Linked DNA regions of Mus musculus: all the other regions are linked to region 1. The links are chromatin loops, found by intact Hi-C in ENCODE. Cell type or tissue: left cerebral cortex. All regions are shown on one strand. Each heading gives the region's core, and the rest is flanking DNA. Links, peaks and the distances in the headings are about the cores only.

Evidence for each region. Hi-C counts contacts between places; a loop is a spot of excess contacts. Peaks named below come from ENCODE experiments on the same cell type or tissue, not always from the same donor. Only the 100,000 strongest peaks of a DNase experiment are listed, where the experiment ranks them.
Region 2: a loop joins it to region 1, with 4 times the contacts of the local background. A loop is called at or near these places in 9 of 42 quality-filtered maps.
Region 3: a loop joins it to region 1, with 2.1 times the contacts of the local background. A loop is called at or near these places in 3 of 42 quality-filtered maps.
Region 4: it touches region 1 in a loop (2.6-fold over the local background); 2 of 42 quality-filtered maps call a loop at or near these places.
Region 5: a loop joins it to region 1, with 11 times the contacts of the local background. A loop is called at or near these places in 3 of 42 quality-filtered maps.
Region 6: it touches region 1 in a loop (9-fold over the local background); 41 of 42 quality-filtered maps call a loop at or near these places.

What each region holds. Positions count from the first base shown.
Region 1 is chr2:65,410,997-65,415,984 of GRCm38, reverse strand. Gm34739 (a long non-coding RNA gene) reads left to right here and starts at 630. Exons shown (of 4, transcript XR_374587.2): 1 at 630-929. In left cerebral cortex, for the core only: a CTCF peak has its summit at 2,148 (motif pointing left); DNase peaks (open chromatin) are centred at 774, 1,490 and 2,135; H3K4me3 peaks cover 1,492 bases; H3K27ac peaks cover 1,496 bases.
Region 2 is chr2:65,665,909-65,670,896 of GRCm38, reverse strand. It overlaps Scn2a (sodium channel, voltage-gated, type II, alpha), which reads right to left. Exons shown (of 27, transcript NM_001346679.2): 2 at 135-452. The coding sequence starts at 401. Among named protein-coding and RNA genes, the nearest start is that of Scn2a, 48 kb to the right of the region's middle. In left cerebral cortex, for the core only: a CTCF peak has its summit at 2,309 (motif pointing right); DNase peaks (open chromatin) are centred at 1,131, 1,908, 2,311 and 3,089; H3K4me3 peaks cover 2,152 bases; H3K27ac peaks cover 1,967 bases.
Region 3 is chr2:65,480,972-65,485,959 of GRCm38, reverse strand. Scn3a (sodium channel, voltage-gated, type III, alpha) reads left to right here. Exons shown (of 27, transcript NM_001355167.1): 18 at 1,494-1,614; 19 at 2,763-2,917; 20 at 3,636-3,809. Among named protein-coding and RNA genes, the nearest start is that of Gm34739, 68 kb to the right of the region's middle. In left cerebral cortex, for the core only: no CTCF peak of the experiment used is centred there; a DNase peak (open chromatin) is centred at 2,270.
Region 4 is chr2:65,609,324-65,614,311 of GRCm38, reverse strand. No RefSeq gene overlaps it. Among named protein-coding and RNA genes, the nearest start is that of Scn2a, 9.0 kb to the left of the region's middle. In left cerebral cortex, for the core only: no CTCF peak of the experiment used is centred there; a DNase peak (open chromatin) is centred at 2,242.
Region 5 is chr2:65,469,027-65,474,014 of GRCm38, reverse strand. Scn3a (sodium channel, voltage-gated, type III, alpha) reads left to right here. Exons shown (of 27, transcript NM_001355167.1): 21 at 1,614-1,736; 22 at 3,817-4,089; 23 at 4,950-4,988. Among named protein-coding and RNA genes, the nearest start is that of Gm34739, 56 kb to the right of the region's middle. In left cerebral cortex, for the core only: no CTCF peak of the experiment used is centred there; DNase peaks (open chromatin) are centred at 2,348 and 2,504; H3K4me3 peaks cover 586 bases; H3K27ac peaks cover 579 bases.
Region 6 is chr2:65,564,816-65,569,803 of GRCm38, reverse strand. It overlaps Scn3a (sodium channel, voltage-gated, type III, alpha), which reads left to right and starts at 2,312. Exons shown (of 27, transcript NM_001355167.1): 1 at 2,312-2,538. The region is part of intron 2 of Gm34833 (a long non-coding RNA gene); the gene reads right to left. In left cerebral cortex, for the core only: CTCF peaks have their summits at 2,212 (motif pointing right), 3,843 and 4,046; DNase peaks (open chromatin) are centred at 2,448, 3,273, 3,828, 3,982 and 1 more place; H3K4me3 peaks cover 1,961 bases; H3K27ac peaks cover 1,184 bases.

The DNA of each region.
Region 1 (4,988 bases), core at 613-4,612:
AAAAAAACAGAAAGCATTTGGTCATTGGCTTCTGAAAAAGTCGGTGACAAGAAAATCAAGGCAAATTGCAAATTTGGCTGTGAACTGGCCAACACTTTAAAATGGTAAAATGTTAATACCCCACACTCTCAGAGCCTAAGGATAATCTGTAGCTCTGAAATCAATAACTAGTCTGTATTCACTGTTGAAATTTTAAGGTCTAGCAGTACTTTCTAGATTTTCAACTACATTCAAATAGTATATGTTGTCTACAACTCGATTTTTAAAATTACATTCTTAACATGTTACTCCTTCACATTGACAGCCCACTGCATTTTTCATTATGTAACATAGCATGCTCTTAAAGCAAAAGACTATGTGCTGGCTGGAAGTTGCAGATCCTATGTAATTTTTCAAATGGAAATTAATTCAGCAGTCTAGGGAAAATACTATCACAAACAATGCCCTCCTGAATCTCATTAAATCCGTTTGGAAAGGCATATGGGTAGGGAGGTAAAAATAAATCAATAGGATTAAAAAAGAAGTATATTGCTTGGCAGGGGGTGGGGTGGGGGTGGGGTTAGTACGTGGTTGCTAAGTAATGGGTTTTCAGTAAAAATTATCTCTCTTCCTTGTAGGAGAAAGCAGTTTTAAGGACTGGAACTAAATGGTGTTTGCATATGGTTCAATTTTATCCAAACTATATTTCCCTCAGCAAGACCTAACTCCATCTTTAAAGAGAGAGAGATGAGCTTTCACAGAGGAGCCGTTGCCTAGCAACAAGATGCTAAGAAGGCTAGCTGCAAGCTGAGTCTTCTCTAGAAACAGCTCCCCCTCTCCCCTCCGTGCTGAGTGCAGCAATGACCTCCAGCAAACGCAGATGCCCTTGAGAGAATCACCTTAACAACCAGAAAGCTTCCACCGAGGAGTTCTGCCAAGATCCCTCCAAGGTCTGTGTTCCGTTTGTTTCTGCAACAGAGATGTTGTGTCCATGCCCTCTGCACTTAACACTATGCAAATCTATGTGTTTTAAGCCTCTAACTCCCTTCAATATTAAGTCCCATTGCTGACCCCACCTCCCCACTAACCACAGACCCAAGGTCTACTCATCTTAACCAAGTCTCTGAGATGTGAGATGAAGTGCCCTGAGAGATTATTTTTGCTTTAACCTAAAATAGTTAACTCCCACCCGACTCTTAAACAGGCAGGGTAAACAAACCCTTTAACCTCTTCACAGGTTAGAAAAAAATAAAACAAAATAAAATAAAATAAATCTGTTCCTAATGCCTAATTGCTACCCGAATCGCTGAAAAAGATTCTAAGTACTGATTCTTTCTGTTTTATTTGGGTCTTTACTGAGTAGCTAGTACTAGGTGCTGGAGATAAAATCAAGAGCATAGTTTCCACAGAAGCCTGTAGGGCATCACAGAAGTAAACAAGAGACCAAGATTCTCTTATGGCCAGAAAAACCTACAGGCACCGGGTAGCCTATGTGGAGGTGCTGCCTCTACTCTGCGATCAGAGTGGCTTGGGATTTTCCTCGGGCAAGAGTGGGTGGGGCTGAAAAGTGAGCTGAGCGCTGATGGGGGTGGGGCTTGGGGGACTTCTGGGTGAGAGAACAAAGGCCCCGGTGAGGACAGGAAGCCTGCAGCCAGAGACATGCAGAGCTTAACACACTGTGTTCACGATATTAAAATTAACTCGTTTTTTTTTATTGCATGCTAAAATATAACCACAAAATACTGAATGTTATATTTCATCAATCTTGTATTCAAATTGTATATAACAAAAGCCTGATTCCTTTCTATGGATCAAAATGAAGCATCGTTACTTGGACTATACTCAGAATAACTGTCTTTAAAGAGCTAGGAAATAAACATACTCATTTGTCAAACTGTGACACCCCCACCCCCAGGAAAACCAGGGAACATAGTCTGGGCAGAGCAGACAGCCCTGACAAACTCGGGATTGAAACACACACACCTATAAGAAGATCTGATTTTTCTTTTGAAGAGACACAGGCAATTGAACTGACTGGGGTTATTTTAAGAGGATACAATGTGATTTAATTTTTGAACCATGGTTTTGAAAACACTACGCCCAAAATTAAAGCTTTAGGAGCCTCAGATCGGCTTCTCTGGGGGTTTTCTCTGCCTTTCTGCTGCCCTCTTGTGCAAAGATGGAGAATAACACTACAGAAAATCCTATCTACAAACCCATTGGAAATGGAGGGAAGACAGTAAACTCTGGCATCTCTGGCAGATTCCAGGAATCTGGCTGTGCTCTGACTCAATTTCTGTGCAGATGAGTTTCTACTAAATAATGTTTCCCGTCTTGTTACAAATAGATGGGAGCATTTTCTCCACCTCTGAAGACTGCTCAAGAATATTTTTAGAAGTAGAAAAGACAAGGAAGCAAGATTTAATTGGCTAATTAAGGTTCCACATTGGACAGCTAGAGAACAGTCATAAATCAAGCAAGGATCAAACCTTACTTTGTGCACATGCATTTCCATGTTAGCTGTGTCGACTGCCCTTCTCCCGTGACATTACGGACATCATGGACCTCTTCCCAGGATACAGGAACAAAATAGAATTTGAAAAAAAAAAATGCTCTCCTTTTCCAAGTTGCATAACATACAAAATGTGAAAGGAGAAAATTTCTGTTCTGATACAGTTTTTCTAATATGCTAATCTTTAAAATTCTGTTCTTTGTTTTGTTTTCAGTCTATCCTGTGCCTTGGAGCTGTTAAGTAGTCTCCTGGTTCTGTAATCACACTTCACAAATGATTTACCAATGGTTATCCAGACAGCTCATATGCTAGGCATATGAATCAGTCTTTGAATGGCTCACTCCAATCTCAGAATAAGAGAAGATGGTTTTTGTTTGTTTGTTTGGGTTTTTTTGGTTTTTTGTTTGTTTTGTTTTGTTTTTTTGCTACCTGCAAACTTCCTTCCATCCTGACTGTTTGTCGTTAAGAGTAGTCTCATCAGTTTTACTTACTACCCAAACATTATTTTTCATTTCTTTTGTCCTGTCCCTACATTCATTAGCCATCTAGTTCAGTTTAGAAACTCAGAGCATATGAGCTATTGGAGCTTCCTGAGGAAAAGATGCTTAATAAAGATTTACAGAATGGGAGTGGTCAAAAATGGGTGGACAGAAAGAGTGGGTAGGTTGAGAGAGAGGAAAAGGTTTATATCTGACAATTAAAAAGCTGAACAAAAGCTAAATGTCTAGGTGTGCCTTAATAGGGAAGAGAGTCTATGCATAGCAAGAGAACAAGGTGGTAATCAGGTATAAAAGCAAAAGCATATCAGACACAGAGAAGGCCTGCTCCTAACCCTGGTGTAGGGAGGGAGAAGCCACACATTTTCATAAAGCCACCGAATGGGCAGGGAAGAGGACTGTAGGACTGTGAAGAAGTGGTCACTTTGTAAGAGTCTCAATTTTTCCTTCCCATTCCCCTGTTTAGGAATTACACCCTCTTTCACCTGTTTAAAGATTCTAATTTTATGTTTTCATAGGTCTCTCTCTCTCTCTCTCTCTCTCTGTGTGTGTGTGTGTGTGTGTGTGTGTGTGTGTTAGTTAAGGGTTACCTGTGGAGGCTGGGGAGGGCATCAGATTCACTGGAGTTAGAGTTATAGATGATTATTGAGTTGCCCAATTTGGTTGCTGGAAACTGAATTCAGTTCCTCTGTCTGGAAAAGGCAGCAACTGTGCTTTGATCTCTGAGCCACCTCTTCTGCCCTCTTTTCAAGTGAAAATTAATCAAAGTGCCTTTCAGAAGGACATGCAAATGTCCCTAGCCCCACAAAAACACTGTAGACTTTCAAGGAAGTGGATTGATCATGCATCTGTGGCAACTGCCTGTTCTAGGGGTTCTGAGGTTGAAGCTGCCTTTCACAGCCAATGCGATTAGAAATTATATTCCAGGGGCAGAGAGAATAGTAGAAGGGTTTAACCAGTGACGTTACATATGGACCATGCTTAAAAGACACAGTAGGAACTTTTCCACAACACAGCATGATCTAAAATATTTCATGGTCATTATACAGTAAGTTAGTGAAGTCACCATATATACCTACGAGTGCAGCACACTGTGGGCTATCAAATCAAAAAAGAGCTATCAAATTCCAATAGGTGGAGTCTTGAATTTCATTTCAGTCCAGCATTGCCTGTCAGTATTCACAGGCCATAATGTGCATAGAGATGACTCTGGGAAGTGCAGGGGAGATTTCCAAGATGTTGTGTTTTGGGTACTGGAAGGCACTGTAGAAGAACTTTGGGGAGATTTGGATCCCCTTAATGTAAGAAGCTCACTCTCACTCAAGAACAGAGGCAGATTGGGGAACAGCAACCAATCACAAATCATGTTATAGCTCGATCTCTCAATCACCAATGGTCATCATGCTATTAAGCTGGCACACCAGCTCTCAGGTGGGAAACAGACTGTAGGCGAAAGATGTTCTTCAGATCATGATGAAGAAGCAGCCGCAATAGCTCAAATAAGGGACTGTGTGTTTTAGCCTGAAGGTCATAGCAGTAGAAAGGTGCAGAGAGACTTAAGGCAAGAAGAAAATCAGCTCCGTACAGTGATTAATGGGGTATCAGGAACACAGCAGAAAAGCACCCAAGGAGAGCTATGATTGCTCAAGTGCCTGCCAGGGAAAATGGGCACCTGATGTCTCAGTGTGTTAAATACCCAAGAGGACAAGATGTACAGAAAAAGGACACATTTAGTTTTAGATGTATAGCATTTTATATTCTATAAGATGCTAGCATAGGCTTGTCACTCATATGAATAAACATTCATGTTCATAGCTAAGGCAACATCAACTAAATGTAGGTTTAATGCCTAGAACCTTAGCCCGTGGAGATGCCAGAGTGAGAGTTCAAGGGGAAGCTATCATAGAAGTTTGAACAAAGAGTCGATTAGGAAGACAGGAGAGAATGGGACTTACACGGGGAGTATTAAGACACCAATGCTGTGCTGAAGGCTATTTATA
Region 2 (4,988 bases), core at 603-4,602, 250 kb before region 1:
TTCTGGAATAATGGCTCCATTCCCTTATCAGACCTACCCAATATTCTACAGATATCTTAAGAGATGAAAAGAGGCACCCTCTTCACCATCTTAAAGAAATCGAGGAAATAAAAGCAACTGGTCTAAAAACTCACTTTCTTATTGATATAGTAGGGGTCCAGGTCCTCCAGGGGCTCTGACACCATCTCTGGAGGAATGTCTCCATAAATAAAAGGAAGGGATTTTCCTGCTTCCAAGTCACTATTTGGCTTTGGGCCATTTTCGTCGTCTTCGTCCTTGCGTTCCTGTTTGGGTCTCTTAGCTTTCTCTTCTGCAATGCGTTGTTCAATAGCAGCAAGGGATTCCCTGGTAAAGAAGCGGAAGCTGTCAGGTCCTGGCGGTACCAGCACTGATTGTGCCATCTTTTCATCCTGCTTCTTTAATCACTGTTTAGCTCCTCGCATAAGAAAGTGCTACAGAAACAGGAGGGGAAAAAGCAATGACCATTAAGATAACACGTGAGGGGTGGCAATCACAGGACACTGAGCATCAAGTATGCAAAGCAAAACAGCTAGAGCACTTCCCAAAGGCAGCTGCTTCCAGCGCTGTGAGCCCTCATGCATGCATTCATTTGCCTGCATGAAGATCTTTCTCTCACATCCAGTAGGTGTGTATGAGGTAATCTATTCTCCCACTCCTGAAATGTTTGAAGTGATCATGCTACTTTGGGGGAAAACACCCTGTTCGGAGCTTGCAAATGGAAGATACTGTGTATCTTTCTGTATGCTTGCTGTTTCGTTTGTGTGAATATTTTGGGAAGCCATTTTTATTCGCCCTGCATTCTGTCTGAACATATAGCATTCAAAATAAAAGAAGGAAAAAAAATCACACAAAATTGTAGAAGCAGGGCAGTAATCTTGCTTCTGCCTCTCTCTCTCTCTCTCTCTCTCTCTCTCTCTCTCTCTCTCTCTCTCTCTCTCTCCATTTTCTTTCTTTTTACTTTTCCTTTGGCCCAATTTAGCACCTTTAAGAGTTTATTCAAAACCATGTCATCTGTGGAAACAGGTAGCGAGCAAGGCGGGGTGAGGCGATGCAGGAGTCGCCCGGCTGAGGGCTGCGTTTGGAACTGCTGGCAAACTGCACAGGAAGGGACCAGGCACCTGCCAGCACAGGCAGGAAGTCACTCACATCAGAGGTCTGGAGCTTGGGCATCCTGGCTTAGCAACCTGCTGCCAACGAGTGTAATTGCTTCTTAAATTAACAAATTTGCAGTACCAGAGGAAACATCACCGAGAGATACCATATTTCCAAGTCAGAGTCTCATTTGATAAAATCTAGCAGAGTGGTGTAAATATCCATTTCAGAATGGGGACTTGAAAAAAGTCTAACAGTTTCTCTTTTAAGCATAGTCCCTGTAATATGGGTCTTTGTGATGGTATATAAATGGGCTTTAACTGGTGTTCAAATCACACTGTATTAAAGTAGATAACAGTTGTGACTGCAAATGTGACCTCGGCCAGTTACAGGAGTTTCTGTGCTGTAATCATCCCAGAATGCCATTTAAAATCACTTAATCTATTTCTTCTTTTTTTTTCTTAAAAAAAAATCCATTTTAACCTCTACACTACAGAAATGAGTTGCCACTGTAATATATGAGATACCTCTTCTAAGAGTAAAACAAGTGACTAATTCATTTCTGTAGTCCACACCTGGGAAAACACAAGCACATCTGAACAACATAAGCTGCTGCTGCATAGTTTTCATTAATTTTTATTTTTAAAGTTGACCAGCACCTTTCAGGCACCAGCTGTCAGATTGCCCTGTCAGCATCACAGGATCTCCAAAGCATCCCTCATTTTCCTCTCTCATCCCCAGAGGCCCTCATGCCTAGCGGTAGGCACAGGCATCAAGAAAATCCTTGCACGTTCAAGGGAGAAAACTGCCATCCCCATGCCTGGTGTTCTAGGGGAACAGACATGCTAAACATGCAGCCAGCAGCTTCAAAATGAAAGTGGTCCCCCTATAGATTCCCCCAAGGATTCTACTGCAAAGGTGGAGACGCCTCACAGAGAGCAAGCATAGTTAAGAACAGGAACACATTACCCCTGAAGAAGCTGTTACAGAGTTTTGGGTTGATAGGCTGGAAGCAAGAAGACTGCAGCTAAAATTCCATCAGGCTTTAAAAAAAAAAAAATTTTTTTTTTTTTCAAATTCTCCTTTAAAGACCACACCTAACTTCCTGTAAGAGGATTCTGGTAACTGAAGTAAGAACAGGCATTTCCTGTGCTGCGGGGACTACAAAGTGACATTTTTATAACTGCCACTAGAGGGCTGGGAACTGTGAAGAAAAACACCTTCCTAGAAAAACACTGAGTACGCAGCCGGCGGCAGCCCTGAGCATTCCTGGGTGGAGCCCGGAGGAGGGTCTGTAAGCCGCCAGGGACCCGAGCACCGAGCTGAAGATGGCAGCGAAGCATTCTGCTGACTGGCAACGCTTTCGTTCAGCGTTTTATTTTCTAATCCAAAAAGACACTTCATCAAAATAAATAATTCAAACGTAAAAAGAAGCAAATAGCTAAGGGTTCAAAGATTTAAATCCCTACAGTGCGTTACTGATTCTGTTAATGAAATCACAATAATGGACGTACTCTGCACAGTCAAGTTTAGCATTACTCTCCTTTCCAGAATATCTGGGGTCCAATAAATTATTGTTGACTTAACGAAGAGGCAACCTTTTCACTATGCACTAAGTTAATTTTCTCCAGTAAAATAAATAAATAAATAAAAGTTTAATTTGATAATGTATAAAGCTCCCCCCCGCCCCCGACTAGGTCATAGAAAGGAAACCAGGAGAGATAACCCTGGATAAAGCACTTGCCTCACATAAATGAGGACTTCAGTTTGAATGCACACCCTCCACATAAAAAGAGCAGGCAGACAGTCCAGTCCACCTGCAATGCCAGGGCTACAAAAGCAGAGACAGTGAATCGGGTAAGCCAAGTTTAGTCAAAGGAGTTACCTCCAGCTTCAACTGAGAGACCCTGATTAACAATTACAGCAGAGAGCAGTCGAGGGGATACCCGGCACCAGTCGCTGGCCTCTACATACAGGCATTCATATACAATTTTACACACACACACACACACACACACACACACACACACACACACGCTGGAATACACACCGTATACAGGTGATTCTCAACCTTTCTTACTCTGTGACTCTTTCATGAAGTTCCTCATGGTGTGGTGACATGAAGAATATCTGGTACATGATCCCCACGAGGGTCACGACCCACAGGTTGAGAACCACCGCCCTATTCAACTAGGTATGCCCCAAAGGGGAGAAAAATGCATATAGAAAAGAAAAGCTATCAGGGGGAATAAAGTAGTTCTGACAGGAAACGGGGACCATAGCCAGCACACTTTCAACTAATAACATAATAAGAGTGGAAGACCTACTATGTGCCAGCCACTAGGCTAAGATGCCTGTCTGAACTGTCCTGTGACTTTCTCCCCAAAACACTTCCCTGACTTACATTTGAAAAGAGAAAAGTCACAGAGAGATTAGAAAAAGTCTCCCAGAAGTTATGTAAACACAATTCAAACCCAGTCTGACAACAACAACAAAAATCTGTATCCTTTATATAGTCCTGAAAAGGAATACTCATGTAACCTAAACCTAGAGTACACATGAGTTACAAATTAGGCAGGGCTGCAAGTCTGTCCTCCTTGTCAACCTGACTGGATTTGGAGTCACCAGGAGACACACCTTCCTTTGGCATGTTTTTGTTGGGTGTTTTCAGGGAGGCTTAAACCTAGGAGGATTCAGACTGGATAAGGGAGGTCCTGTCTTAGGCAGGAGAGCCCTGCGTTGAATTAAATGGAGGAAACCAAGAAAGCCAACTGAGTGCCAGATTTTTCTGCTTTCTGCCTATGTCTCCAGTGGCCTCATGGTCCTGTCAGCTCCAGCTCCTGCCATCAAGTCTTCCTACCATGATGGATTGTTCTCCTTCTTACAGCAGGCATTTTGTAACCTCATAGAGAAGTAGCTAACACAGGTTAATCTCCCAAAGTTACATATCTGTGTATTCCTGGTCTTGTTTGAGTAGAGCTTATACATTTTGAAATGAAGAAGGGAAACCTAGCCATAAATAGTATTTTACTTACTGAGAAAGTGACTCAAACTGGCTGTAGCAAAAAAGAAAATTAAAAAAGGAAAGAAAAGAATGTGTTGGCTTGTAGTTTATTGTCTAAAGCTACCTTTATAGGATGAGTCAGGACCTCAACTGATGTCATCAGTTACACTGTATCCTTTAGCTCTGACTTCCATAGTGAGAGATACCTTTTAGAGGCACGTATTGTGATAGGTCCTATACAAAGTCCAGCCTGCCAACCTCCCAAACTCAAGTGTAATAGGAAACAACAGCAACATTCTCTGTCTCTCTGTCTCTCTGTCTCTCTGTCTTTCTCTCTGTATCTCTCTGTCTCTCTCTCTGTCTCTCTCTGTCTCTCTCTGTCTCTCTCTGTCTCTCTCTCTCTCTCTCTCTCTCTCTCTCTCTCTCACACACACACACACACACACACACACACACACACACACACACACTTAATCACCCACTCACTCATTCACTCACTCACTCACAACAAAACACAAAAATACTGTCTGTCATCTCTCACCGGTCCCAACTCTACATAGGTCCTGAGTGACCACTCTGCAAAGTGATCTTTCCAATTAATTGGCTTTGCCTAAGCCACATGCTTGTCAACACAAAATCCTCCCTTGAGACAGGTGAACTATAAGATCATATTGGTGAAATAGAAGTGATGAAAACCAGGATGGCAGGGTGGAAGTGATCTGGAGAGACAGCTCTTCAGTTAGGAGCACTGGCTGTTCTTCCAAAGGACCTGAGTTTGGTTCCCAGAGGAACCTTGGTGCCTCACAGCTCTCGTAACCCTATGTCTAGGGTGTCCGATGCTCTCTTCTGGCATTTCACACACACACACACA
Region 3 (4,988 bases), core at 662-4,661, 70 kb before region 1:
TATGCCCTGAGTTACAACAGAAGCTGCTATCACTATACTCAGTCGCAGCTTTCCTGGGCTTTTCCTTCTTTAAGAATAGAAGTATCCTGGCTGAGAGAACCCAAAAAGCTTGGGAGGAGAAAGTCTGTTTCAGCTTCCCACATTTCCCAACGTAAAGGGATTTGAGGTAAAAATTTGTGTTGTATGACAATTCTAAGACCCATCAACTCAAAATGATCAAATAGCTCCACTCTCCAGCATCTATTCACTAGAAGGGATGATATATTAAACATATATTAATACATATTACTTTTATATTTTATTAAATATTTAGTCTGGCATAGTTAACTCAAAATAAAAACACAAGAAGCAATCACTATCCTAAAATTACTCTTTGATTTTAGTTCACGTTTCAAAAATATTAAGAACATATCGGCCTTGAGATTTAAGATAAGTCAGGAATTACGAGCCAGATTCCTCCGAATAGAACTTCTGTTTAGGGAAGCATTTAGGTCCATTTAGATTAGTATATTCACTCTTTCCAAAAGCCAGAACAGTGTGACCCAGACACTGGGCTGCTGAAATCAGTGGAGCTTTGAAGCCATTGGTCTGTCTGTGAGATGTTCTTCCACCTAAAAGCTTTACATTCCCTAAGCCTTGCTGCCTGTCATGTTTTTTGCCTCAGTTTCCATAAAACACTGCACATCTGTGGTATGTTCCCACATGACCCTAGAAAATTTATCAGATATTTATCCTGGCAACATTAAGGTGGCTATTCTTGCCGTGGACCGTGTCACAATGATTTATTTAAAGGAAAACTTCGCAGCCTGCTCATGCGTTGCACTCGGAATAAGCTCCTAATAAAGATTCCAGACAATGTCATTTATGGAGAAATTTCCATTTCATTTAGAATTCTTTGCAAGGGTTGAATTCATTTATGATGTTCAAAAAAGAATGAGAGGGGGTGATCCATCATTTTCTTCTAGTAAAGTAAGGAGAAAATTATGTAAGCTAGAGAAAAATATAGCTCAAAGCTGAGCCATAATGAGTGTGATTGATGTTAACCTGTAGCCCTGCCTTGCTAAAATTACAGAAACACGGACAGTACTTAGAAGCAACTGATGGTGTTCCTGGCCCTCTGAAAAATTCCATCTGAAGGGGTGGAAGTTGTGATCTGATTTGATGCATTTAATTAAAATAATTAGTAGATGAGAGCATCCTGAACTTTATGAGACCCTTCTTGATGTGGCTGTAGCATTCGTAGTTGTTTGCACATGGCCTTCATGTGCAAATGAAGATTCTAAAGTAAGGTTGTCTGTCTTTCCAGGTATCCACACTAACTCCTGTCCTTCTGTCTAAAGAGTAGACCTTGCTCATGTTTCTTGTGTATCACCACCAGTAGAATTAAAGGTGTCACTTTTAGTGCCATTTTTTCCCACACATATGACAGAGTGTTTCCTGATCACTTGAGTAAAGGAGGAGAGTCACATCTTTGACATGGGCTTTGTTTCCAGAAATTAAATGCAACCAGCTCTTCTGAAGGAAGCACAGTTGACGTTGCTCCGCCCCGAGAAGGTGAACAAGCTGAAATTGAACCTGAGGAGGACCTTAAGCCAGAAGCTTGCTTTACTGAAGGTAAAGAAATTAACTTGCTGAAATGCTTCATCCCTACAGAATCTGAATAAGCCTCATTTAAAAGACACATATAAAAAAAATGGCAAGGGCATGTTTATTTTGTTTGCCCTGTTCCATCCACTCTATATGTCTTAAGTTGCTTCAGATCTTAAAAATTCCAGATTAGACTACAGACGAGCCTGTGTCTGGACCAATGAGAAAGTATGCTAAGCGCATATGTTGTTTTTGTTGTTTCTTCTGTTTTTCTCTGGTTGTCCTTATCCTCCAGACTGTAATAGCATTTGAAATGCACATCATTCTGGACTGTCACACCATTGACATGACAGTCCCTTCAAAATGCACAGGAGTCGGGTAACTGGACTTATACAAGCTACAGTAATTATACTCACTCCTCCTAGTTCCAAATTTGTCTAATTTGTGCTCTGACCAGAGCTGTTTGGAAATGATGTTGTGTTATAGAGTGTTGGCACGCTGCCATGTGGTTCTCCTTGTGGCGAGCTCATCTCGTAATAAAGATTTATTGATTTGTTGCGATGGGGTTTGATGCGACAAGTAGTAGCTGAGAGAGAGCAACAGATTGGACAGAAATTGGAAATCATAAGTTGTCTAGGAGGCAGAGAAGAAGAGAGCAGAATAAGAGGCACGGACTGCAACATGAGTCATAGGTGTGACTAAGAAAAGAAGCAAGGCTAAATATAAATTAGCTTGAGAAGACTGACAGTGGCTGACACCTAGGGAGGCAGTGGGGTTTTCTATGCTTGAAAAGAAGGGAGTGAGTACCCAGGGTCACATGGGAATATGCATAAACAACTTGAATATCTGGCTTTGCTCCCAAACCAGTGTGATGAAATAGGACTCTATTTTCCTCAGTAGCCTCAAGGCAAAGTGATTCTAACCTGTATTGAAAAATATAAACCATTTTTTTTTACTCAAACAAATGTATGGAAATTCCATAAATTCTAAATCTATAAATTTAAGTATGATTCATTATATAGGAGAGTGTTGAAACAAAACTGGTCAGGAAAGCAGCCAGCTACCTATAAAATGAGCTAGAGTTGGGGTAAGGAAGAAGTAAAAATGTTATTTTTTTTCATATTAATGATCAAAGTCTATTTCCCTAATTTATTTTATTAATATTGCCTTTTTAGGATGCATTAAAAAATTTCCCTTCTGCCAAGTAAGTACGGAAGAAGGTAAAGGAAAAATCTGGTGGAATCTTAGGAAGACCTGCTATAGCATTGTGGAACACAACTGGTTTGAGACGTTCATTGTGTTCATGATTCTCCTCAGTAGTGGTGCTTTGGTAAGTGATTGTGCATTGGCACGAACCAAGCTCTGCTGAGGTAGCCAACTCCCTGGTGATACTACAAGTGCCCACTCAGTTTAGAAATCAAAACAATAGGTGTATCTGTGTCATGCAGAGCTGAGAACTCTGTAAAATTGTGTTCAAAACAAGTCAGAACCATGAAACTGACAGAAGGGATTTCACATCTGCTGTTTGCCCACCAGATGTTTTGCTCGCTGATCTACCATTTGCAGACACATTGCCCTGGCTCTGGTAGCATCCCAGCCAAATGTCGGCCAATCTGCCTTAATAACTGTATTTATGGATTATCTGTGAATCTTGCTTTCTTTACGTACAATGAAATTATCCTTTAATAATAAGTGATGGAATCACAGAAGATATTGTTGGAAGAAGCAAGTTCTATCTCTTATGAACTAGATGTCTTTAGTTCATCTTCCATGAATGGAAGCATGCTTTTGGCAGTGATTGAGGTAGCTGCTTTTGGGTGAGAAGTAAAGATAACAACATATATAAAATCAATATAGATGCCAACATTCCTGTGCCAATATTCCCTAGCTAGCTTTGGTCTTTAGCTTCTGCCTGATGGAAAAATATTTGAGTGATTTAAGCCAATACTCCTTTAAGTGTTTCTTGGTTCTCATATGACACTAGAAATATTTGTAAATGTTTTGGGAAGGCAGATCATTAAAGTAAATAAAGTTTTCTTGATTCACAGGCCTTTGAAGATATATACATTGAGCAACGGAAGACCATCAAAACCATGCTGGAGTATGCTGACAAAGTCTTCACTTACATCTTCATCCTGGAAATGCTCCTCAAATGGGTGGCCTATGGATTTCAAACCTATTTCACCAATGCCTGGTGCTGGTTGGACTTCTTGATTGTTGATGTGAGTATAAGAGGTGATTTCTAGGAATTGATAAGAATGAGTTTTCATATACTCCTGTGATTGAGACCTTAGCACCGAGCACCTTTATTCATTCGTGCTGATGTAACAATGGAGATTAAAATAAAACAATGAAACAAACAACAGCAACAAAGCCTGCAGTAAAGTCCACAGGAACTCCTAGCTCTCATGCAACCTGGAAAGGATAAAACATTTGAAATGTAAATGAAGAAAATATCCAATCCCCCCCCCCCCCCAAAAAAAAGAAAAGAAAAGAAAAATCAAGAGGGCAATATGCAGAATGCAGAGGGAAAGGGGACAAAGAAGAAGCTGCAGAGAGAGCAGAAGGAGGAGGCAGGCTCCTCCTTACCATGGGACAGACCAGGTCTTTTCTTAATAGCAAAGCAGGCTTAGTCTTAGTAATGAGAACAAAGCTTTCTTCTTACAGATTTGGTTTTAATACATTTAGCAATAAAAGAGTAGAAGGTTTTTCTTTCTCTATGCAATAAAGATTGGAGCTCATTTTTCAAAAGAAAAGAAGAGAAAAAAAGGAAAGGAAAGGAAAGGAAAGGAAAGGAAAGGAAAGGAAAGGAAAGGAAAGGAAAAAAGAAAAAAAGAGGAAGTGTCCCAAATGTAGAAGTGGTAAGAGAAAACCCACAGAGGCAGCTCTGTACCACAGGCAGACATTTGAGGTTTTATCACACGTAAACAAGCCTATTTGCTGATGGAGTAGATCTAAGCACGTAGCTTATTAACTGATCATTTAAAAATCTTCAGGAGAGTCAGTCATGATTGATTGGGGGCCAGGAATTTTGAGAATTTTCACTTTAAGTCCCAAGTAAATTACTTGTGAGTAAATAATAATAATTGACTTGTTTTCTGTATTCCTTCAGTCACATGTCTGTAGAGACAATAACATACTTCTCTATTTTATAATAAGTAGTTGGGAATCCTTATAGCTAGTGAGATATCTACCAAGGCAAAGAATAAGACAAAGGTCTGCTTGGCCTGACCTGAGGCGAGTGGAAAGAGGAGAATTGGGAACATGGGATCTGTCTGGCTTTGGGACTATTTTGTCTTTTTAATCTAAATAATAGAGACACCTAGGGATATAACGGTCAGCTGGTGCCCTGTAGTCTAAGATGTCTCGCTGTACAAGGCCACACAGTCTCCCAAAAGAAA
Region 4 (4,988 bases), core at 675-4,674, 200 kb before region 1:
ATTTTTACATTCTACAGCTCTTGAACTTTGAGACTTGGTTCAGTGGTCTACCATGTTATTAAGCCCCAAGCCTTTGACTTTAGACTAATAGCTTTGACCTTATACCATTAGCTTCTCTAGGACATATACCTTAGTTTATTGTTCTGAGCCCTGCTACTACCTTCCTTGGTTCTCCAACTTGAAGGTGGTTTCCTGGGGCTCTCCTCTGCATCCATTATTCCATGAGCCACTTCTTGTAATAAATCTTAAGCCAAGCTATTTATTACCCATCTTCTACTTATCATCCATCTATTTGTCATGTATCCATCATCTATCTATACTGTATACCTATTATCTATCATCTATCAACACTTTTATGCCTTCCTCCTTCCTTCCCCCTTCTCCTCCTTCCTTCTGTCTCCTACTGATTGTTCCTTTCTGAAGAACTTTGACTTAAATCACAACTTAACAGAAGTATCACATCTGGACAAAGAACTAGCAACCTGCCCACTGGATTTCTAAGCAAACATATTTCCACCAAAACACCTAATGTCTGAGCGGAAAGAATGGGCACTTCTCTGTAGGGACTTTTTTTTGTCCTATTCCACACAGAGTATTTAGTGCAGTTTTCAAAACAGTACAACTAGGAAGCATGCAGTTGGCCACGTGAATCCAAGCTCCCCAGAGGTAGAGTGGACACTCTGTGTTCTCCAAGCCTTTCATTTCACTGACCAACACCTGACGAGAGTTCAATTCTCAGTTCCTTGGCAGGTTATAGGAACATGTGACTGAATGATAACCAACATTAGGAAAATGTAGAGCTCGGTCCCAGCACAGTTCCCCTACCTCAAAGTGCTCAAGTTATCCTCAACATTCCCTTTGGTTCCCTGTATCTTAGCAAGGACCCAGCTTGGTAGAAAGTACTGAGTAACACTGACCAGGAACTAGAGAATGGTGAGGAAAATCATGGGTCATGGCACATCAGGGCCTGGGTTGTAGTCAGTAGATCTGAATCTAAGAATCCCTTGGCAGGCTCAGTGTTGTCCTACATGTATTTCTTAGGATCTTGATTTTTAAGATACGAATGGATTTTCATAGCCCTCAGGTGAAGGTGTCTGAAGCGTTGCAGTACAAAACACGTGAGCGTGCATTCAAGAAGGAGGATAAATAACTGTGATTGATAAATAATCTTTGCCTTTATATTTAGAAATAACACAAGAGATATTTTGAATGATCCCAGCACAAAGAAATAATAAATATGAGGTGATGAACTCAGCAGTATCTGACCTAATTACTGTGCACTGGTGCATTGTATGCATGCATTGACATAACATGCTATCTCTACCAGTATATGTATTAAATATCAATCAGATTGAGAAAAATAATAATAAAAATCACTTAAGAATTCTGAGTATGATGAGAGATGTGTAAACCTCATGGCAAAGCAATGAAAACTGGAAAGCATCTGAGCTCAAAAAGAATGAAATAGTATCTTTCCCTGGAGAGTACAGGCAATGAGAATAGGCTCAGCTTCAAAAGGTTGTAAGGTGCCCACTTTCCGTTTTTTTACCCTCCTCGGGTGTTGTCTTCAACTTTGTATGTGCGGTTACGTGGCATTCATGCCCACATCCTTGCCAATGGGAAGAAGAGATCATTAGGAAGCAAATAATAAACTGAAAAGATATTATCCTTAAATATATTTCAGGTTTCTAAAGGACTAACATGAGTTGGATTAATCTTTAGCAGAGAGTCTTCTCTTAGGACCCATTTTTCCCCTTTGGACCATCTCTAGGGACTAACATTCTATAGCACATATCATTGGAAACATTTGTCCATCAAGTTGCCCCAATTGTAAAGAGAGAGGTCCACATAGCTCGCCTGTCCTGAAAAGGATGGAGAGATCTCAGGCTCTGAGCATCTCCTCAAGGGTGATCAGAATATGCCTAGTGAAGTGGGACCTGGCATATATTTGTGTCCACAGGTTCCAAAGGGGAGACAGGGTGAGTTCATATAACTTCAGAGAACTGATCTCATGGTTCCTAAATCTGTGTGTTTGAAAATAAACATTAAAAAATCCCTCTTCAATTGAACTTTGGGAAGAAGGAAAATTCTTCACCCACATATTAAAAAAAATCCCAAGCTACAATCAGTATTTTTAACACTTGTTAGTTAGGAGTCATCCAACCCTGTAAGTTTAGAACAGCGTACCAGCACGGAGAGCTTAAAATACGTGAGTGGGAGTGCTGCCATTGGGACAAACAGAATGGCAGTTGAGATGAAAGCAACAAAGCTCAGGTTTCCCTCCATGTGCCCAGGCCTCCTGCTCCTCAGCTCTGACAGCTTCTCTTTCTAAATTCCATCTGATAACAGCTTCTTACGTGTAAAGAACATCATATTTAATTCAAGCCAACACTGAATTTGGACATCATATCTAATGAGCTAATAGTTATGCACACTTTTTAAATATAGCTTAAAGCATAGTCTAAAGACTTCTTCTATGTGAGTACAAATCCCACTCACTTTCCTCCAGAGTGGCTTTTTTTTTGAGAGAGAGAAAAAAATATTTACAATTGGCAGGTTTGAAACTGCACTTTGGGTAGGATGATGGAATGGGTTCTCGAGCAACTCATTTTGAAACAGAAAAAGAAAAATAATTGCCAGTCACTAGCAACTCCACTCATCTCATCTCTTCTCGTCTCGTCTCATCTCGTCTCGTCTCGTCTCGTCTCGTCTTACCTTACCTTATCTTAGTGAGTGTTTTCTTTACACTTGTGCACCATATACTTGCCTGGTACCTGTGGAGGTCAGAAGATAGTATCAGATCCCCTGGGTCTGAAAGCCAACATTTGGGTGCTGGGAGTCAAACCTGGGTCCTTGAAAGAGTAGCCAGTGCCCCCTAACTTCATAGCCATCTCATTACTCTGAATATTTTTTTTCTAATCAAAGAACTAATTATAGTTGTCTTTCCAAAAAAAAAAAAAAAAAAAAAAAAAAGCTGGGTGTGGTGGTGCACGCCTTTAATCCCAGCACTCGGGGGGGGGGGGGGGGCAGAGGCAGGTGGATTTCTGAGTTCAAGCCCAGCTTGGTCTACAAAGTGAGTTCCAGGACAGCCAGGGCTACACAGAGAAACCCTGTCTCGAAAAACAAAAACCAAGCAAACAAAAAAATCACTGTGTGACTCATTTCTGTCCAAGGATTCTGGCTTAGGAATGTACTTTGTGGTAAGATTCTTGGTTTTGTTTGTTTGGTTTTTTTTTTTTTTTTCTTGTTGTAGTTTGTTTTTTGTTTGTTTTGTTTTGTTCTTTGCTGAGAGACTTCTACTTCATCTCCATGATGTTCCTTTAGCTGAAAGATTGGTGACTACTCAATTACAATTATGTATCTCCCTCTCTCTCTCTCTCTCTCTCTCTCTCTCTCTCTCTCTCTCTCTCTCTCCTTCCCTCTACGCCCCCCCCCCCACTTTAAAGTACTATGCCAAGTGGAAGCAGTGTTCTTTTCTTTCTCCCAACACCATCCATCTTCCAAGCCACTGATGTTGAACACTGAGGATCTGAAGATTTCTCCCAACCACCTAAAAGCCAAGTCCCATAGCACACAGTATTACTTATCCTCTCTCTCACCTAAATGCACGAGGTTGCTGTGAGGTTCCATCCATGAAAGTATACTTGTGAAGATCTTTCTGAAATGATCAACTACCGTGAGACTGTGTTGAAATTATCGCCAGCAAGAGCCTGATAGCAATGTCTACAGAACTCCTCTGGCCTCTGGCTTGTCTCCCGGCCACCCACAGCACCCCACCACCGTGGCACGGACGTAAGGCTCTGTCACACTGAGTTATCACTGTTGATTTAATTCCGCCATTGCTGCACCTCCTCCATTGACTCAATCTCTGTGAAAGCAAGAGGCAAGCTGCAAATCTGAAGAGTCCCCAGCTGGGTTGAAAGCATGAGTGTGGGTGCTGAACAAAGTATTATTAACACCGTGGGCAGAGGCAAAGGATCAGAGCGACACCTTCACCCTAGAAATAGCTCCCGGGCTCTCCTTTTCTGACTTCGCCCCTCCGGTAAATTTGTCGTGTGAACCCGAAGACATGGAAGCAAACCTTTCTAACTGTTCCTGTCTCGTCAACTACCTGAGCTTATCCACATTAATATGCTCCGCATAGGCTCCCAGAGGGGAAGCAAGACACCTTGGAGTAGATGAGAAGACAACACGACCAAATAGCTAAACAGGACTTATTTCACAACATGAGCAGGGATGACAAATGACAAAACTAGTAAGCTTCCAGAGTCACTAGGAAGAAAGAGACCAAAGCCTCCCTAAAAAGAAAAACAAGAACCCATAGAATCACCCAGTGCGTTTGAGCCATAGACTCCTTCCCCACTTTTGTTTGACGAATCTGCCACTGGACTAAACAGCTTGCAGTTTGGGTGAAGCACAACAACACATTGTAGGTTACTACATAAACATTTCCCTTTCCTTTCTTGCCTTTTATCTTGTCTAAATCTTGATGACTTGGTTGTGAGTCTTTGATGGCTGAACCATCTCCCAAGCCCTTGTCTAAATCTTTTTTTTAAAAACCTTGATGTTTAAGAAAGTAAACCTTGACAGTGTATTTAAGCATGACTTTGCATATTGCTTTTCTTGCCAAGAAATTTGATAGTCTAATGGCTTGCATTCTATGGCATTCAGTGTCATACATAATTAATTATGAGTTAAATTTATTCTAATTGTAATTTGCTTCCTATGTAATTATTTTAATTTCTGTGTTAAAAAAAGAAACCCTAGTAACTCCATGGTCTTTAAAAAAATAAAGATTTTTCAAAATGAAGACTAGAGATGAATTTAAGTCTCATTCCCATATTTAATATGGCTGCTATGGACACACATTGTTGCCAGGATACAGGTAGATTCCGAAGACAGCATGAAACCTTGGTAAAAGGAAGATTGAACAATTTTGGCCATGTTTCATAAGTGTCTTGTATTTCAAAGACTCTTTAGTAACTTCT
Region 5 (4,988 bases), core at 627-4,626, 58 kb before region 1:
AGCTTCAACTTCAGTGTGACAGCCTGTCTCAATGAATAAGAGAGAGTGTGTGAGTGAGGAAAGTGTTAGATGCTAATCTCTGGTCTAGACACCACACATGAACATACAGGGTATATATATGGATGTATATATATATATGTATATATGCATATATGTATATATTTATGTGTGTATGTATATGATATATTGGTATATGTACATTATATATATACATATATATGTAGATGATAGATAGATGGATGGATAGATAGATAGATAGATAGATAGATAGATAGATAGATGAAAAGTAATGTTTCACAGCTCTCATCGTGTCTCAGTGCAGTTCTGATATTTTGTCCTCTGACCTCTAACTTCCGTTAGAAGCTCAGTTTTACCAGCAGCTTCTCAAGCAGTATTGCCATTCCAGATCTGGGTGAATGCACGCCAGTGATGCACGCATCGAGCCTTCAAAGCCAAGAACTCCTCTGCTCCAGAAGCTACTGGGTCTACACATGGGAAGAAAGGCTATTCCTTTCCTTTTAAAGTATGAGCTGATATCCTTTATGGTCATAAGACACGAGCAGCCACTTCCATTTAAAGTCCTAGTCTTAAATGAAGGGCTTGGTCGGGAGGATAAGAGGTCTTCAGATTATCAGGTGGGGGTGGCTCACGCCTTTAATGGCAGCACTTCGAAGGCAGAGGCAGGTGGATGTGTAAGTTTGAGGCCAGTCTGGTCTACAGAGAGAGTTCCAGGACAGCCAGGGTACACGAGGAAGAAAAGATGGAAGAGGAGGAGGAGGAGGTAGAGGAGGAGAGGAAGGAAGGAAGGAGGGAAAGAAGAGGAAGAGGAGAATGAGAACAAGAAGAACAAGAACAAGAAGTAGTCATCTTTAGATGACTTCAGAAAAAGAAAATTAAACACTTGTTAATGTCTCCTTGCCATAAGGATCCCAGAACTGGAAATGTATGAGTTCACAAATAGCCATCCCAATCTCCCTGTAGCAGCAAATCCAAGGCACAAATAAAGAACTTCATAAATTATTGTGTTATTGATGACATTTAATATTCAAGTAACTTACTCCGTTAGACTTTCTGGACTGATTGAGCACTAACTCACACATTAAGGTATGTTAAGAACAGTTTCACCCCAGCTAATAAAGTGCTTGGATGATGCAGAAGGAGAAATGAAACACCTAGTCAACTGACTAACTCTGGTACCTGGCAAATATCTCTAGGATTCACAACTTTAATATCATAAAATTCCAGAGAGCAGTCTAAATTTTATTTGGCAGTGTTAAGCAAAGGTCTATAAGGGGTCAGGCTTTTGAATTAAGCCCTGAGTTGTTACCTGTGTGTGTGTGGGGGGGGGGGGAAACATACACATACTTTGCAAAGAGTTCAGTGGCATGGCATAAGTGTTAGTAACTATGATCAACTATCACATTTTACAGGTAGAGAAAGGACAGTTCAGGATGAGGCAGGCAGCACCAGATGGTACAACTGTGTAGAAGATAAAATATGGACGGGTTATATTCATACGTTATTGGCTTTCACCAAAGAATTGCCAGTACATGCTGTGCCTCTCTCTACAAGTCTATTTTGTAGTAGACTAATGGTTTATTTTCCATCTACAGGTTTCTTTGGTTAGCCTGGTGGCCAACGCTCTTGGCTATTCAGAACTTGGTGCCATCAAATCCCTACGGACCCTGAGAGCTCTGAGGCCGCTCCGAGCCTTATCCCGCTTTGAAGGCATGAGGGTAAGAAGATTCCGTGATGCTTTCTAAAACTCAAGTCAAGAGTCACGGGCCGCCAGTGACTCAGAGCCTTGGTAGTCTTTTCACGAAATTAGAGAATTCAGGGCTAAAGTCAGAGAGAGCAAAAAAACCTTTCTTCTGGAAACTGCAGTTTATTTAAATACACACTCAGGGATTGAGAAAGGGTTTTACACACACACACACACACACACACAGAGGCACACACACAGACACACAGACACACAACCTCCATGTACTATTATTTTTATTGTTCGGGTACTTTGGAATGACTGTTGACAGCACTCATCCTATCAAAACCTTCAATAGATAAATCTGAGGGCCTCAAGAGGTATCAGGTTATTTTTAAAGGCAAAGTGATTTCCGAATGCTTTAATTCTTGAATTAACGTACATCACAGAATTCATCAGAACCGGTACATCCCTCACATGAAAGCGAGTTGCTAGGATAATTAACTACAGGTTTCTAACAAGCCTGACTTCACTTCAGGGATCTTTTAAGCATCGTTCTGAGTGAGGTTTGCATCTTCCACAGCTCCAGCCTTGTCCTCCTCTGCTCTCTCCGGTAGCAAGTGTGTCTTGTCTCACAATATAAAATGCAGCTGCCACGCCTTCAGAACTGCTTTGCCCAAAGGACAGCTTTGTTTAATCTGCTTTGAAAATGCACACGGATATTGAATTTCTTCAAGGCCATGGGGTTTTTAGATTAGGAGGTGGTTTGTTTGGGGCAATAAACCCCTTCAGCCTTGACTGCAGAGTTTACTCAGCAGCGTGGAAAATGAAACCATCCTCCAGCTGCTCCTGCAGCACTGAGCAGAGAGACGTGCTTGCCTTGCCTGCTGAAAATTCTACTTGATTGCCCATGTTAACAAATTCATAAAACTCTGTTGGAAATAACAATCTCCTTTCAGTGCTGACATCATCCAAGCCTATGCCGTGCTTCGTGACTTCATAGTGATGGTTTATTTAATTTCGTTTTTTTTTTTTTAAATCAAAGCTAGATCATTTTTCTCATATACTATATCCCGATTACAGTTTCCTCTCCCTCTCCTCCTCCCAGTCCCTCCTCACTTCCCCTCCCATCTGGATCCACCCCCTTTCTGTCTCTCACTGGAAAACAAACAGGCTTCTAAGGGACAATAATAAAATAAGATAGAAAAAAAAAAACCCTAAAACATTGAAATAGGGTAAAACAAACAATAGGAAAAAAAGCTCAAGAAACATATATAAATGCAGAGACCCACTCATTGATACACTGAGAAACCTATAAAAAAACTAAACAGAAAGACATAATATAGATGCAAATGACCTGTGGAGTAAAAGCAAGGGAGAGAATATCTATCATTATGCATATTGCATATATTAAAATAAAAATAAAGCTTAAAGACAGTAAATCCCTGACATGACATTGGGAGACAAGGAGCCTCTAAAGATGACACTGATTTTATTTTGTCTTGGCCATACACTGCTGGACATGCAGCCTACCCTTGAGATAGTTTCTTCCCCCAGTAAGACTCCCTTGAAGAAAACAAAATTTTCATTTTCAAGTAGTTATCGATTGGAGATGGCTTTGGGGCTAGAAATGAGGAAATGTATCTACTTTGTTCATGTCTAGGTCCTCATCTAGTGCAGACCTGGGCAGGCCCTATGCATGCTGCCCGAGTTACTGTGAGTTCACAGGTGCACTGATACTGTTGATTTTGAGGGCCTTGTTTATTTGGCTCCCCCACCCCCATCCCCCATTCCCTCTGCCTGTTATACTCTTTCACCCTCACCCTCCCCACACACACCATGTACATTTTTGAAGATCTTGCTATATCAGGTTGTATTTGTTTCCTTTCAATATTTGTTGTATTTTGCTTTCCTTTCTTGCTTAACTCCTCAGCTGTACTGTTGTTTGTCTACCCTTATCAAGATGTAATGTAAAACACTAGAAGAAACATTTAGGGCTAGAAATCTACGGCGATACCCATTTAACCCTATCCAAATGCATCTTTACACCAAATACATACACATCTGCAATGGCTTCCCCTTTACCAAGGGATTGCTCTCCTGTCTTCCCACAGGTGGTTGTGAACGCTCTTGTTGGTGCAATCCCCTCCATCATGAATGTGCTACTGGTGTGCCTCATCTTCTGGTTAATCTTTAGTATCATGGGTGTGAATCTGTTTGCTGGAAAGTTCTATCACTGTGTTAACATGACAACGGGCAGCATGTTCGACATGAGTGAAGTCAACAATTTCAGCGACTGTCAGGCTCTTGGCAAGCAAGCCCGATGGAAGAATGTGAAAGTCAACTTTGACAATGTTGGGGCTGGCTACCTGGCATTGCTGCAAGTGGTAAGTGACTATTGTGTGAACCTGAAAACATTTCAAAGCATGCTACCTAAGACCCCTCGAGTGGTGCACTCTGAATAATTCTTATTTCACGGTAGGAAGGTAGTTGATGACCCCTCAAGTTAGTTATGTGGCTCTTAGGAAGGCATTGCAGTTTTTTAGTTTTTTTTTTTTTAATTTCTCCAGGAATGCAATTTTTAATGTCTTCACAGGGTTTCTTTCTTCTTCCCATATTTTTCTTGTTAAATTGTTAATCATTGTCTTGATTTTTAATTTTCTGTAAAAATTGTGTATATTGAAATACCAACTGTATATGATATGAATGAATTAAATGTACAACTTTTTAGCCAGAGAATTTCCATAGTAGTGTCTAAAATAATGTGATGATATTGTATGCAGATATGCAAATCTCAAGGGATTCTTCTCAAAATGTGTAATGCTTAATTTTTTAACATCATGACAGCATATTTGCTAATCAGTTATTAGTGAAAATGAGTTGTGTTTGAATACAAGCATAGCTTTCAACCACAAATACTATCTTCTTATTGGAAGGTTTTAAGGTAAGGTTAAGATGGGATTTTCATTAATCAAGTCTCCATTATGTTTTACTATAGAAAAAAATCATAGAATAGCTCCCAAGAGAAGAAAAGAAAAAAATCCTAAATCCTAAATACAAATTTTGTTACTTCATAGTAGGAATGTCCTTAGTAACACACCATTCAACTCATTTGAACACCTGTGTAGAAGATGCCATGGTATTGTATGAAAGGATACTTATAAAAATACTGTTGTATTAATGTCAGGTAAATGCAATGAGTTTGAGTGAGATATTCATAAATAATTCTGATATGTATTGAATACAGGCCACATTCAAAGGCTGGATGGATATTATGTATGCAGCT
Region 6 (4,988 bases), core at 298-4,297, 150 kb before region 1:
ACAGGTGATCGGGCCCATGGGTCAGTGTGGACAGGTGACATCTGTGAGTCGGGGGAGGATTCTAGACAGGTCTGGACATCTACTTACAGAATAGCTCAGGACCATATTCTGCTTTCTCCATATGCATGTTTCCTGGAGCTTACCCCTCTATGATACAGGAAGGTACCTCAGGAAACCATACACTGGTTTAACATAAACTTGAAATTGTACAGAAAAGCCTTGGGTGACCCAGTTCATCTGGATCTAAACTCCCTCTGAAAACATCTCATAATAGTATCTGCCTCAGAGGAGAGCCCTGGTCTTGTGAATCCCAGACTAAAGGACTTAAGGAAATCATCCCCAGAGACAAATGTTGATAGGCTTGAGTGCATCTCGTTTCTACCATCAGGCAAAATGGGGACTATAATTTAAAAATAAAGTAAGTATTTCTTGAACACACGTCTAAAACAATGATGTCCGAATTTCCAGTGTTCGTTATGAGTAAACTTCTTCCTGATAGACAATTATGGTCTAGCCTTGTCTTCAAGGCTGATAGATTGTCAACATGTAAATGTATGTGTGTTGCATCAATATGTACTGTCAAAGAAACAAGCTTCTTTTGACCACAAGATTTTTTTTGGGGGGGGGGGGTGTATGTATGACAGCAGGAACAGCTGAAATCCACCTTGAAGAAGGTAAGCCAAGGCTATCTGAAGTAGTTGGTTGGGAAATGATCTGCTCTTCAGGCACTAGGACCTCCTTTAAAATCTCCAGCCCTAGCCTAGGCAACATAGGAGAGCTGGTCCCAAGGGTTCCAGAGCAGCGAGCCTTGACGGTATGGGCCCTGGAGAGCCGGTGGGCTGACCACCTCAGCTACCACCCAGGCCCAGATCCCGTGCTTTGAATTGACCCACTCGAGCATCTACCCTACCTATGAACAGCTGAAGCAGGACTGGGTGGTCCTGCAGATCCAAGCTGCAGGATCGCCACCTTATAGGGCAACGACAGGATATCTGAGCGGAGTCCCGGTGAGGATCCAGGATTGATGGAGTAGCAGAAGCCAGAGGCCTCGAACCAGACCAATGACTCACTGCAATGACACACCTCAGCTTCCAAGGTGAGAGATCTTCTTTCTTTCTTTCTTTCTTTCTTTCTTTCTTTCTTTCTTTCTTTCTTTCTTTCTTTCTTTTTCTTTCTTTCTTTCTTTCTTTCTTTCTCTCTCTGTCTCTCTGTCTCTCTGTCTCTCTCTCTCTCTCTCTCTGTCTCTCTCTCTCTCTTTCTTTCTTTTGGGAGATGTTGCAGGGGCAGAAGGCTGATACAAAGGGATGGGGAGATGAGTAGGATTGGGGCTAATGATGTGAAATTCACAAAGAATCAATAAGAATTTTTTTAAAAAATCCTCACCGTCCAAGACCAGGCCTGCTACGGTGCTGATTCTACCCCAGCAGTGGGGACAGAGGCGGGGAGTTTGCTGCTTCAGTCTAATTCCATGTTTAATGAGATAATTTTTCTCTAAATGTGAAAAGTAAAACCAAAAACTGCTGTTAAGAGCCCCCTCAACTCACAAAAGTCATTTTCCCTTTGACTACGTGATTCTGTTTCAATGTCGCAAGCATTTGCTGCCCTAATGTCTCAAAGGCTGAGCTAGAGGTAGATCACGGAAGACCCCTGAGGTCAACCCCCACCTACGCTGCCCCTTCATGAGCACATACACACCCCCTAAAGGAGCACATATATATGCCACACACACCTAAAAAATAATAAATAAATAAATAAATAAATAAATAAATAAATAAATAAATAAGGTATTCAGATCAGAGGTTGTCTTCAAAACCAAAACAAAAGAAAGAAATAAAAAATATGAAAAGTTTACATCTGCATATATGTTGTACTATTTTCTAAGAAACCAGATTTTTCACCTTGTGTGGAGGGGGACCTCATCTTGGAAGAGCAGACTTAGAGAAGATTTTATGAAAACCTGTGATTCCTAATCAAACAACTAGAAAATTAAAAAGTAAATACATAAAGAGGCGTGAAAGGTTAACTGTGCACACTCGTGTGGTAGCTAGGTTACCCCCCACCACCCCCCCCCCCCGCCTCCATCATCTCTCTGCTGTCACCGTGGGGCCCTTACATGATTCATAATGTTTCCATACAGGTTTGCCTCCTGCCTTCCGAAGAGATGGAGAATAATAGGAGTGTTTTGTCGTTTGCGCAATGGCGTGTGTCTGCCAGTAGATGGCAGTAACACGTTGAATGCTGCCAGCTTTTTCTTTTTCTTTCTTTTTTTTTTTTTTTTTTCCTTCCAGGGCCGTTTTCTGATATATGTTGGGTATCATAGAGTGAATCTCAGAACAGGAAGCGGAGGCATAAGCAGAAAGGATTCTGGAAAGGTCTCTTTGTTTTCATATCCACAGAGAAAGCAAGAAAAAAAAATTGAATGTAATTTGCAAATCCCTGTGGCCCAAATCTGAAGAACTACTGGGGGTGGCACGTTCCATTCTAACCATCTTGGATGCTGTCCTTTGTTGAGCTGTGATTCCTAAGGCTCTCCATCAGGTAAGCTGACAAAACATTTAATTATTTGCACCGTAGAATCTAGCCACCAGATCATCTTCTCATTTTAAAATCCTCCCCGTGCTGCCATTTTTAAAAGCCTAATGTTTAGATGTAAATTATAAGAACTAAAGGTATCATTTGATTTGTAAACTGCTTACTATTATTCCTTTATCTTTCAAAGGAAACAGCCTCTGTCTGGAAATGGTGACTTACAATACAGACTAGGAATTAAGGAGTGTGTGTCTGTGAAAGAAACAGATGTTTGGGGTTCATTGTATAGAGAGAACATCTGTTTTGTTAGACTTAATGTCAACCCACTAGATTTCAGGACGACACCGCCTATTCGGCATCTTTAAATCATTAAATGCTCAGTGAGATTGGAGCTACCTTTTCTGTGCTTTATTTTTTTTTTAAATTCAATTTAATTTTATTTACTTAGAAGCTCTGGAGAAGCCATATACAGACAGTGATATCAATATATAAGGGTGTTTGGCTATTTAGACATTCTTATTTTTCTTAGAAATTTATCAGCATAGAGGGAAAGAGACCACCCAGAGTAACATTAAAATACATTTGATTTGGTAAAAGTGAAATGATCCATGAATTCCTGTATGTCCCATACCCTCCTGTTTTGTTACCTTTTAACAGCCAGAAGCTTGAGAGCTGGGTAGGTTTCTTTCCTTCCTGGAACATTTCATGGTTGGTTTTTATTATCAGTACTATTACTACCAATCACCAGGAAAACTCACTTGAGACCAAATGAGAATAATTTACATTGTGTAGAGTCTGTGCCTGTCACTGAAATGTTTTACACCACACTCATAATGTTCCATTCAGTGATCACACTGCTACATTAGCAGAAGACCTACAGGCAGTAGTGGAAAGACAAGTTTTTAAGATTACAAAGCTCTCTCTCTCTCTCTCTCTCTCTCTCTCTCTCTCTCTCTCTCTCTCTCTCATGTGTGAGTGTGTGTGTGTGTGTGAGTGTGTGTGAGTGTGTGTGTGTGTGTGTGTGTGTGTGTGTGTGTGTGTGTGTGTGTGTGTGCAATAGGTAGTGTAATGTCTCTTGTGAGGACAAAGATGAAGCCATTAGTGTTTGTGAGGAGAATCTGCATGGAAATATTACATCTAATCTATTCTGAGCAGTGTGTCCTGCAAGAAATACAGACCCGTGATATCAACCCAGGCTTTGGTCGGTACTAAACAAAGGGCCTTAAAACAAACAAACAAACAAAAAAATACCTTGGGGTACCTGAAGTATATTTTCTCATCATGTTGGCGAACAAACCAAGCAATCTCACTCAGTAAATGACATCGGGAGGCAATACACTCCCCCTTAAAACATTTCAAAATAGTGTCTGCCTCAGCAGAAAGCCCTTGTCTCACATATTTCAGAGCTCCGACTGACTATAGGATGTAAAGAAAAATGTTTTCTTGGAAAGGGTTTTCAGAAATAAATGCTAATTGGCTCAGATGTATTGTACAGTACCCGCCACGCCTGCAGGTGATTGAAAGTGAGTAACTTCGTGCTTTGTAAATGCCAGAGCTGGTTGATTGGACTAGTTTGCATTTATGAATGGATATTTATATTTGGACCCTGGATGCTACCTGTTTGATTGTGTTTTTAAAGTTGCCGTGCCTCCTTAGCTGCTCATCTGGCTTGGATGCTCACTTCTCCTGGTTGCTTGTCTTGCTTATTCTTCTACACATATGGTCGTAGTGGGAAAAGCTGATGTGCACACACAACTCCACCTTGCAAAACATGCCCTTTGAACTCATCAGAAATGAAATGTTCCTATTACAAGCCATCTAAAGCTAATGAGAGTATTTCACTCTTTATAAAAAATGCAGAGATTCATTTGTAAGGCACACATTACTTTTATTTTTTTTTTTAAGGTAGAGCTTAACTCTGAGCTGGAAATGGGGACATGGTTCAGGTTCTGCCACTTGTGAGCTTTGTAGGCTCCAAAAGGACAGCAGCTACCACAGAAGTAGTTGAGAAGTCAAGTCAAAGCCAGATTCTAATTCCTTCCACTTATTGCTGTTGATTTCTGAGTTCAGCTCTATGAGGGGCATCCCTGGATCTCCTAACTCCAGTTTGACAATGAGTGTTTCACTGGGCATGAGGGTAGAGAAGTGGAGACATTTTGGCGGTCTTTGGCCAGTTCCTTCTTTGCTAGAAACAGCAAGCAGTGGATGGAAAACTGGGGACGAGCTTAGCAGCTTCACTGTTTTCTAACAAATAACTCAAGTTCTGTAGCCTCTAGCACACTGTCCATAGAGCAATGATGTGCCTACTTGGAAAACTGTGGAAATAAAATAGTTTCTGTTCAGGGCTTAGTGACTGTCGCCTTCCTCTCTTATTTGCCACCCCAGCACCCAAGAAAGGAACAGGTAGCATTGCTGTTATTAGTGCCAGTGATGAATACCTTCTGCCACAACGGGGAAGG